Regions from separate parts of the Homo sapiens genome. Here regions 1 and 3 are each linked to region 2. Evidence: read pairs that join two places in POLR2A ChIA-PET (ENCODE). Cell type or tissue: GM12878. All regions are shown on one strand.

What was found. Peaks named below come from ENCODE experiments on the same cell type or tissue, not always from the same donor. Only the 100,000 strongest peaks of a DNase experiment are listed, where the experiment ranks them.
Region 1: POLR2A ChIA-PET joins it to region 2 with 112 read pairs; 16 of 35 experiments call an interaction of 5 or more read pairs at or near these places.
Region 3: POLR2A ChIA-PET joins it to region 2 with 13 read pairs; 17 of 35 experiments call an interaction of 5 or more read pairs at or near these places.

What each region holds. Positions count from the first base shown.
Region 1 is chr15:31,262,790-31,265,289 of GRCh38, reverse strand. No RefSeq gene overlaps it. Among named protein-coding and RNA genes, the nearest start is that of LINC03034, 33 kb to the right of the region's middle. In GM12878, a CTCF peak has its summit at 832 (motif pointing left); DNase peaks (open chromatin) are centred at 1,119 and 1,839; H3K4me3 peaks cover 198 bases; H3K27ac peaks cover 2,500 bases.
Region 2 is chr15:31,325,351-31,327,850 of GRCh38, reverse strand. KLF13 (KLF transcription factor 13) reads right to left here and starts at 1,016. Exons shown (of 2, transcript NM_015995.4): 1 at 62-1,016. The coding sequence starts at 638. RefSeq lists an enhancer at 1,294-1,807 and a promoter at 835-1,891. In GM12878, no CTCF peak of the experiment used is centred here; a DNase peak (open chromatin) is centred at 1,260; H3K4me3 peaks cover 2,141 bases; H3K27ac peaks cover 2,219 bases.
Region 3 is chr15:31,254,597-31,257,096 of GRCh38, reverse strand. No RefSeq gene overlaps it. Among named protein-coding and RNA genes, the nearest start is that of LINC03034, 25 kb to the right of the region's middle. RefSeq lists an enhancer at 604-1,176. In GM12878, no CTCF peak of the experiment used is centred here; a DNase peak (open chromatin) is centred at 1,223; H3K27ac peaks cover 2,328 bases.

The DNA.
Region 1 (2,500 bases), 63 kb after region 2:
CTGTCCCTTGTAGCCAGACATTTTTCTAGCTGCTGCCCCAATGGACCCTGCAGACCGGGGGCCCTAGGACCACCGAGTGCAGAGGTGGGGGCGGGTGCCCTCTGCCCCCTCCACTCCCTGGAGCCCAGCAGTCTGGGCAGTGGGGTTACCCCCTAAGGGATGCCACAGCCCACCAGCTCCCCACAGAGGCGGCGTCCTGAAGCCCCTCTGTCACCGTCTCTTAGTTGTCCTTTCTGGCTCAGAGCATGCACAGGGAAAGGCAGGAGGCAGGGACAGGTCTGCAGGTGAGAACCACTGGAATGGACTCTGCCTGGGGATTATTTGTGGCCAGTCCTGGTGAAGGTGCTTCCTGAAATGCCTTCTCTCTGTGCCCCTTTGATACTCCCTACTCCCCTATCTCCCACAGTGGGGCCTTTCCTCCCGGCAGCCCCCTCCCAGTGCTTAGTCCAGGGTGGGGAGATGGGGATCATGGGAGGTGCTGGGGAGGTACGGTTCATGTGAGGCCTGGGGACCTTTGTATGGGGTCCCTAAAGCTGCTCCACTCCTTCCCTAGGGTCCCCAAGCCCAGGACCTCACAGTCGCCCCTGCCCCCTGCCCCTCATCCCCCTCCTTCTCAAAGCCAAAAGGTTCTGCGTGCTGCTCTCCAGGGCTCCTCCTCTGGATCCTAAGCCCATAGCTGAGTTTAGGCCTCAGCCTGCTAAGTGCACGTTTCCTGAAGCCCACCCATAGCAGGAGACACAAGAAGGGGTGAGGGAGGGCTGCCGGGCAGCCTAGGTGCCACTCGGATGGCAGGGGTGTTGGGGCCGGTCCCCTGCCGCCCCCTGGAGCTGGCAGTCCATTTCAGAAGCAGAAACAGGAAGTCCTTCCTGACTGCCAAGCAGGGCAGGGCAGGTGCTCAGTGTGGCCCAGCTGCTCAGAGCAGGCTGGTGAGGCCCTGGCAGCAGGCACAGCAGGGCCCCGACAGCAGGATCCCCAGCCGAAGACACTCTCTGGGCCACAGGACAGGGAGCCGGCCACAGGATCAGCCCACAGTTCGTGGCTGGGAGCTGGGCATGGGAACGAGAAGAAAGACCAGCTCAGGAACCGGCAACCACAGTGGGTTTCGGTTCAACCAGCGTTTGCGGAACCCTGGCTTTGTGCCAGGCAGAACACTCAGCACTGGAAAGGCGCCAAGGGGAAGGTGGCGCAGGCCTGCCCATCTCAGTTTCTGCTCTGAGCAGACGGGTCACCCAGGAAAGGGCCACTGCAGAAACACGTGGAGATCAGACAAGACACAGTGGGGCTGGTCCCCGAAGAAGCAGTCCCCAGATGTTGGCTGGGTGGGGAGGGGAGTGTGGGGTTCGAATCAGCCAGGGAGGGAACAGGGCGAGAGCAGGACAGGCCGGGCCTGGCTAGCATGTGGCTGGCACACAGCTGAGGGCAAGACAGATGGCTGGGAGCAGGCACTGTGCTCAGTGGAACCTTTTCAGGACCCAGGCTGGGGAGAGACAAGCTGAGAGCAGAGGTTCGGGAAGATGGCAGGGTGGCGGCGGCAGCATTGCAGAGGTGGGATTGCCCTGGCTTTCAGGGGGGCATCACATCAGGGCCTTTGAGCTGAGCTGCAGAGTCTAAGTGGCATAGGGAATTTCCCAGCTCAAGTCAAGAGAGCTAGGACATAGTTAAAACCTGGAAAGGACGGGCAGGTAGAAGTCCAATTCCAGGTTCAGCCTCATTGGGTAAATGACGCATCGAAAACTATGCACGTGCTGTGGGATAAATTTCCAGAGTCTGCATGCTTAGGCCAGATTCTCTAGAGCAAGAGAGGGCCTGCCAAAAGGTCAGTGCATGATTCAGGTCTTTTGCAAGTCACCAATTCTAGCTGACTTTACACTGAAAGAGGAACTTGAGACAAGGAAGCCACGCTGGAGCTCCAGAGAGCCCTGGGGAGGGTGCAGCAGAATCACCTCAAACTCTCTCTGCGTTGGCTTGGAGCTCCTTCCTCTGCAGACAGATGCCCTGTGCTCCCAGACCCTGCCATGGGAAATGACTGTCCCAAATCCCCCCAAGTTTATGTCTCGGTAAAGTGAGCTAGGATCTCCTGGGGCCAGTTCTGCACTCCTGAGGAGGGGGCTTTGGTTGGTCAAGTGCACATCCCTGCGCTAATCCAGCGTAGCTGGGGCAAAGTCACCTCATCCGGATCAGAAAGATCAGACCCCAGGAAAGTGCTGAGAGGCGCTGAAGGTGTGGGGCTCATATACATGCACCCCAGAACCTGATTTACTATGCCCAGAGAAGATGGCATATGGCCGTGTGTTTGCCTTCCAGAATCTCAATGCAGCCTTGTTTGCATGTGATATGTGTGACATGGATGAACAGCAACAGATTTAGGGCCAGATAGGCTTCTTGATTTTTGTCGGATGTCTACAAGCCTGGCCTGTAGTGTGACCCCTTCAGGTGTTCAGCTTGGACAGTAAACAGTCATCAAGGGCTTGCCTGCCACACCAGGCTGTACCCTGAGGGT
Region 2 (2,500 bases):
GGTCGGGCAGCTCGCGCCGACCCCGTCCGCGCGATCCGGGCGCCCGCGCCGCCCCACTGACCTGTGTGAGTTCTCAGGTGCGCCTTGAGGTGCGAAGATTTCCCGTAAACTTTCTCGCAGCCCGCGTAGTGGCACTTGTGCTTCCTCTGCGGGGACTCGAGGTCGGCGCGACTTCGGCCCCGCCGGACCCTTTGTCTGAGGCCGGGCTCGCCGCTCCCCGCGGGCCCCGGCTCCCGCTCGGGCTCCAGCCCCGCCTCGGGCTCCGGCTCGCTCCACGCCGGGCTGGGGGGCGCGGCCGCCGCGCCTTCGGCGCCGGGGGAGGTGGGCTCGGGGGCGGGCGGCGGCAGGCGGCAGGGGGTCCTCGCCTTCCGGGCCGCGGCGCCCTCCCTGCGCTCCGCCGGGGCGGGCGCCGGCGCTTGCTGGTTGAGGTCCGCTAGGATCCGCGCCACCACGAAGAGCGAGGCGCTGTCCTTACCGTCGCGGCGCTCCTCGACGCGGGGCAGCGTGGGGGTGGCGGCCACGGCCGCGCCCTCGGGCCGGGACTCCGGCCCCTCCCGCGGCCCGTGCACGACCGCGCGGCTCGACATGGACACGAGGCACTCGGCGGCGAAGTGGTCCACATAGGCGGCGGCTGCCATGCTGCGGGCTGGGGCCGGCGGCGGTGCTCTTGCTGCGAGTCGTCAGCCGCGCATCCGCACCCACGGCCTCGGGAGAGCGGGCGGGGGGCGGGGGCGCGGCGCGCCCTCTCCTCGGGCTGGGCTGGGCTGGGCTGGGCGCGCAGCCGCCTGTGCCGTCACCCGCGCGGCTCCGCGTCTGCGAGGCGCCGGCCCGGCCGGGCACCGAAGAGTGAGCGCATGGGGCGCGCGGGCGACTGGGGTCCCCGCGCGGCGTCAGGGGCGGCCGGTTCTAAGGATGCCGAGCGGCAACGTTAGGGACCACCTCGCCAAGTCGCGGCCGCAGCTTCGCCGCGCATTGTGGCAGGCGGGACAGCTGCCGTGCGCGCCGCGGCTCCGTGTGGGCGGCCCGGCCCCGGGGGTGGGCGGGGCCGGGGCCACATCTGGACCCGACGTCAGCCCCCAGCCACATCCTGGCGGCGCAGGTTACAGGCGGCGGCGGCTGCGGGGAGCTGCGCGCGCGGAGGGGGCGGGGACCCCAGAGCGCGCACCGGCGGAACGGAGCGGTCGCGTGCCCGCGCCTGGGCAAGGGGGCGTGACCGAGGGCCGGGACAGACGCCATTGGTCCGTGAGTGCACGGCCAGGCCAATCCGAGCCGTTAGAGGGGCGTGCCCGGTCCCGGGCCCTGCGCGCGCCAGTGGGCGTGTCCCCTGGGCCGGTGGGAGGAGGGGCGGAAACTGGAGCGGGGCGCGCTGACGCATGACGTCCGGGGGCGGCGGGCCGGGTAGTCGCGGCGCGGAGCGGCTGCTTGTACCCCCCGCGGCGGGGACACAGCGAGCACTTCTCTGCCGGAGCTTTTATGTGGTGACAGCCTTGGCCCCCGGCATGGAGGGGAGCGGTTTCTGGAGGGCGCCATTTGTTCCTCCCGCGATGGGCGCCGGCGGGGAGGCGTGTCTGCCCGGCCGGGCGCGGGGCTGCCTAGGGGCGGAACGCACTCGCGCCGCGCCCTCCGCCGCCGGCTTGCCGGGTGGCCGCGCCTAGAGCCTCAGGCCGCTCGCCCTCCCCACGCCCCTGCCTTGCAGAGCTCCGGGAGTCCGGGCGGGGCAGCTCCCGCGGGAGGGACAGACTCGGGCTCGTTCCTGGGGTCCGGGGTGCGGCCGCGCTGCCCTTCAGCTCGGGTCAGCCCGAGCAGGACTGGCCTCGGCTGGCGGTGAGCCTGGCAGCCCGGGTGGCGCGCCCACCGCGGCCTGTGCCTCCAGAAGCGAACTACGTGCCAGGGCGGCCGGCGCCGCTGCTGAGGGAACGCGGGGCCCCTTCCTCCCCATCCCGCCGCAGGCCCGCTGCCAACTCTTCTAGGCTGCCCCTCTCCCACCGCGGTCGGGGGGGCTTCAAACGCCACCAGCTGCGAGGACCCCGCCCACCGCGCCCCACCCGCCCGCTGTCTGGGCCTCCCGGAGGAAATGCTCGGCTGCGCCCAGCCCGCGCCTCCCAGCCCGGGCTGGGCCACCTTGCCCTTGACTCTCACGGTAACCCCTACCCCAGCCCGCGGCCCCAGCCATTCTCCAGGCCTGGGCCGTCCTCGGAGACGCCGGTGAATAACTTCCCACCGCCGCGGAACCGGGCTCAGCAAACCCCCTACTGCCTCGCCCCGTTGCATTGTGCTTAATGGACGTTCGAAGGAGTCAGCCACCCTTGCTGTGTTCTGAGAGGAGCCTGGAGAATGAAGGAGCCCGGGCACTCACCCTCAGTGGACCCTCGCAGTGGGAGGGGGGTGTCATTCTTCTCTCAGAATTAAGGTTAATAGCCGAGTTCGAGTTCTCACCAAATTAATTTGGGGTTGGAGCTCAGTAAGACTGGTTTTCAGGTAACCGACGAGGGACCGAAAC
Region 3 (2,500 bases), 71 kb after region 2:
ACTCATCCCCTTCATGAGGGCTTCACTCTCAGGGCCTAATCACCCCCAGCAAAGGCTTCACCTCCCAACACCATCACCACAGGAGTTAGGATTTCAATATATGAAACTGGGAGGGACACAAACACTCAACCCATTGCACCACTGGGCTAGAGCCCAGAGTCAGCACCTGCTGCTGCCCTGGTAGAGAAGCAGGGGCTGTGGGAGGAGCTGGCACTGCTGTTCTGTATCGAGGAGGATGCATCTTCTTTGCCAGAGCTGTGACTGCTGATAAAGGTGCCGCCTGTGCTCAGGCTTCTGGGGTCCCTAATCATCCAGCTCCTGCTGCTACAACTGCCATGCTGTGATACGGACATTCCTCTCTTCCTCCTGCCTTTGGAGCTCCTGCCACACCTCCTATGTTAGGTGCTACCACAGGGCCTAACCAGAAGCCAGTGGGTGAGGTGCCTGGCACATGCAGAAACCCCGGAGCCCCAGAGCAGAGCACAGACGGCGGGTGTGGGCAGCGACCCTGGCAGCCACCAGCACAGCCCCAACCAGGCTCCAGCCCCACTTGCCTGCTCTTGGCTCCTTGAAGCCCCGGGCTCCCCAGGGCAGCTGGCACGCCCTCCACACTTCTCCCCTGGGCTGAGTGCAGCTCACACTCTGGGTGTGGCACATAGGCCATTTCTGGAAGAGGCTTTCCTAAGCCCACAGGGGCTGCACTGTCTCCTGCTGCTGTTTTCTGCACATCTTCCTCACTAGAGGTGAGTTTCCTGAGGGCAGACAACAAACCTCACTTAGGCCCAGGCCATAAACACGGTGTATGTTTAGTGAATTTGTGAATTAAGAATGAAGGAATGTGGCTCACGCCTGTAATTCCAGCACTTTGGGAGGCTGAGGCGGGCAGATCACTTGAGGTCAGGAGTTCAAGACCAGCTTGGTCAACATGGTGAAACCCTGTCTGTATTTACAACACAAAAAATTAGCTGGGCTTGGTGGCAGGTGCCTGTAATCCCAGTTACTCAGGAGGCTGAGTGGGGAGAATCACTTGAACCCAGGAGGTGGAGGTTGCAGAGAGCATAGATTGCGCCACTGCACTCCAGCCTGGGTGGCAGCGTGAAAACTCACAGGCCTGCCGTTGGGAAAATTATAGAGTAGGTTGGGGGATTTTCTCTCTGGAGATCCCCTTTCCACACTCTCAATTTCTCTATTGCTTCAAGTTCCCGTCCTGACATCTGGCCACACCACACCGCCCTCCCTCAGGTCCTTCCTTCTGGCCCTGCACCTGGTGTCCAAGGGTGTGTAACTGGAACTATGTTGTCAATGGCCCAGACCCGAGCTTTGTGGCATAAAACACACAACTAGCTATTTATAGTCAGGGCTATTTATACAGAGTTTATGAAAAAATAGTTATGTGGTAGAACAAACTTGGAAAATTCAGGTTTAAGCAGATTAAACATGATCCTCTACTACAGAATTTCTCAGCTCCTGAAGACATTAAGGTGTCACTCCATAAAGGGGGCTCATTAGCTCAGTTCCCCAAACTTATGGAACCACAAACTCCTTCTTTTTAGGAACACCTAAGCAGAGTGTAGTAATTGATTAGTTATAACTTTAAATATATGTAATTGATCTATCTTTAAAGAGGTAACACATGCCCATAGAACAACACTCAATAGACAAAGTCAGGTACACAGAATAAAAAATGTGTCTTCCTTCCCGGCCAGCCACCCAGTCCCCCGCCCCAGAGGCAACCGCTGTCAGTAGCAGCATGCGTTTCTTCTCAGAAATGAGGCACAGCTTGTCACCCAAGATGGAGGCTTCCAGGAGGGCTGTGGATGCTTCTGGCTGCCCCTGCTCCTGGCTGCCCCTGCTCCTGGCTGCCCCTGCTCCTCCCATAGATGAGCCTGCTATGGTGGCCGCCACTGTTCTGCTCTGTCTAGCCTTGGGCCCACATTTATCCCTTTTTGTCCACTTTTTCAGAACCTGGAGGTGCTGCTGTTGCTCCTCACAGGTGGCTCCTGTGCCCCAGGCAACAAGCCAGAGGCACCAGTACCCTGGGCATGGCTCCCTTTCATTTACGACTCACTGTAGTTACTTTAGAGCCTTGGAGTGTTCTCTGGGATGAAAAAGATCAGGAATAGCTCTAGGCTGTGGCCTGGAGGAGCCTTGGGATCTCTTCATCCTTTGGAAGAAGGTGAGTTTCTTGGAAAATATTCCAGAAACGGCTCGAGCAGTTGTACCATGCTATTGTGCAAAAGAACGTCCAAAAACATCCTCACTTCTTCATGGCATGGACTTTCTCTGGAGTGGAGTGGGAGTGGTGCCAAGCACATGATGACAGAAGATCATAAAAACGGGAAATGGAATGGGTTTATTAGCTATTTGCTGCCGTGTAACCAGTTACTCCCAAGCCTTGCAGCTGAAATAACAAACTTTTATTATCTCATGAAGTTTCTGAGGGTCAGGAATTTGGGAGTTACTCAGCTCTGCAGTTCAGTCTCAGCATTGCATCGAGTTG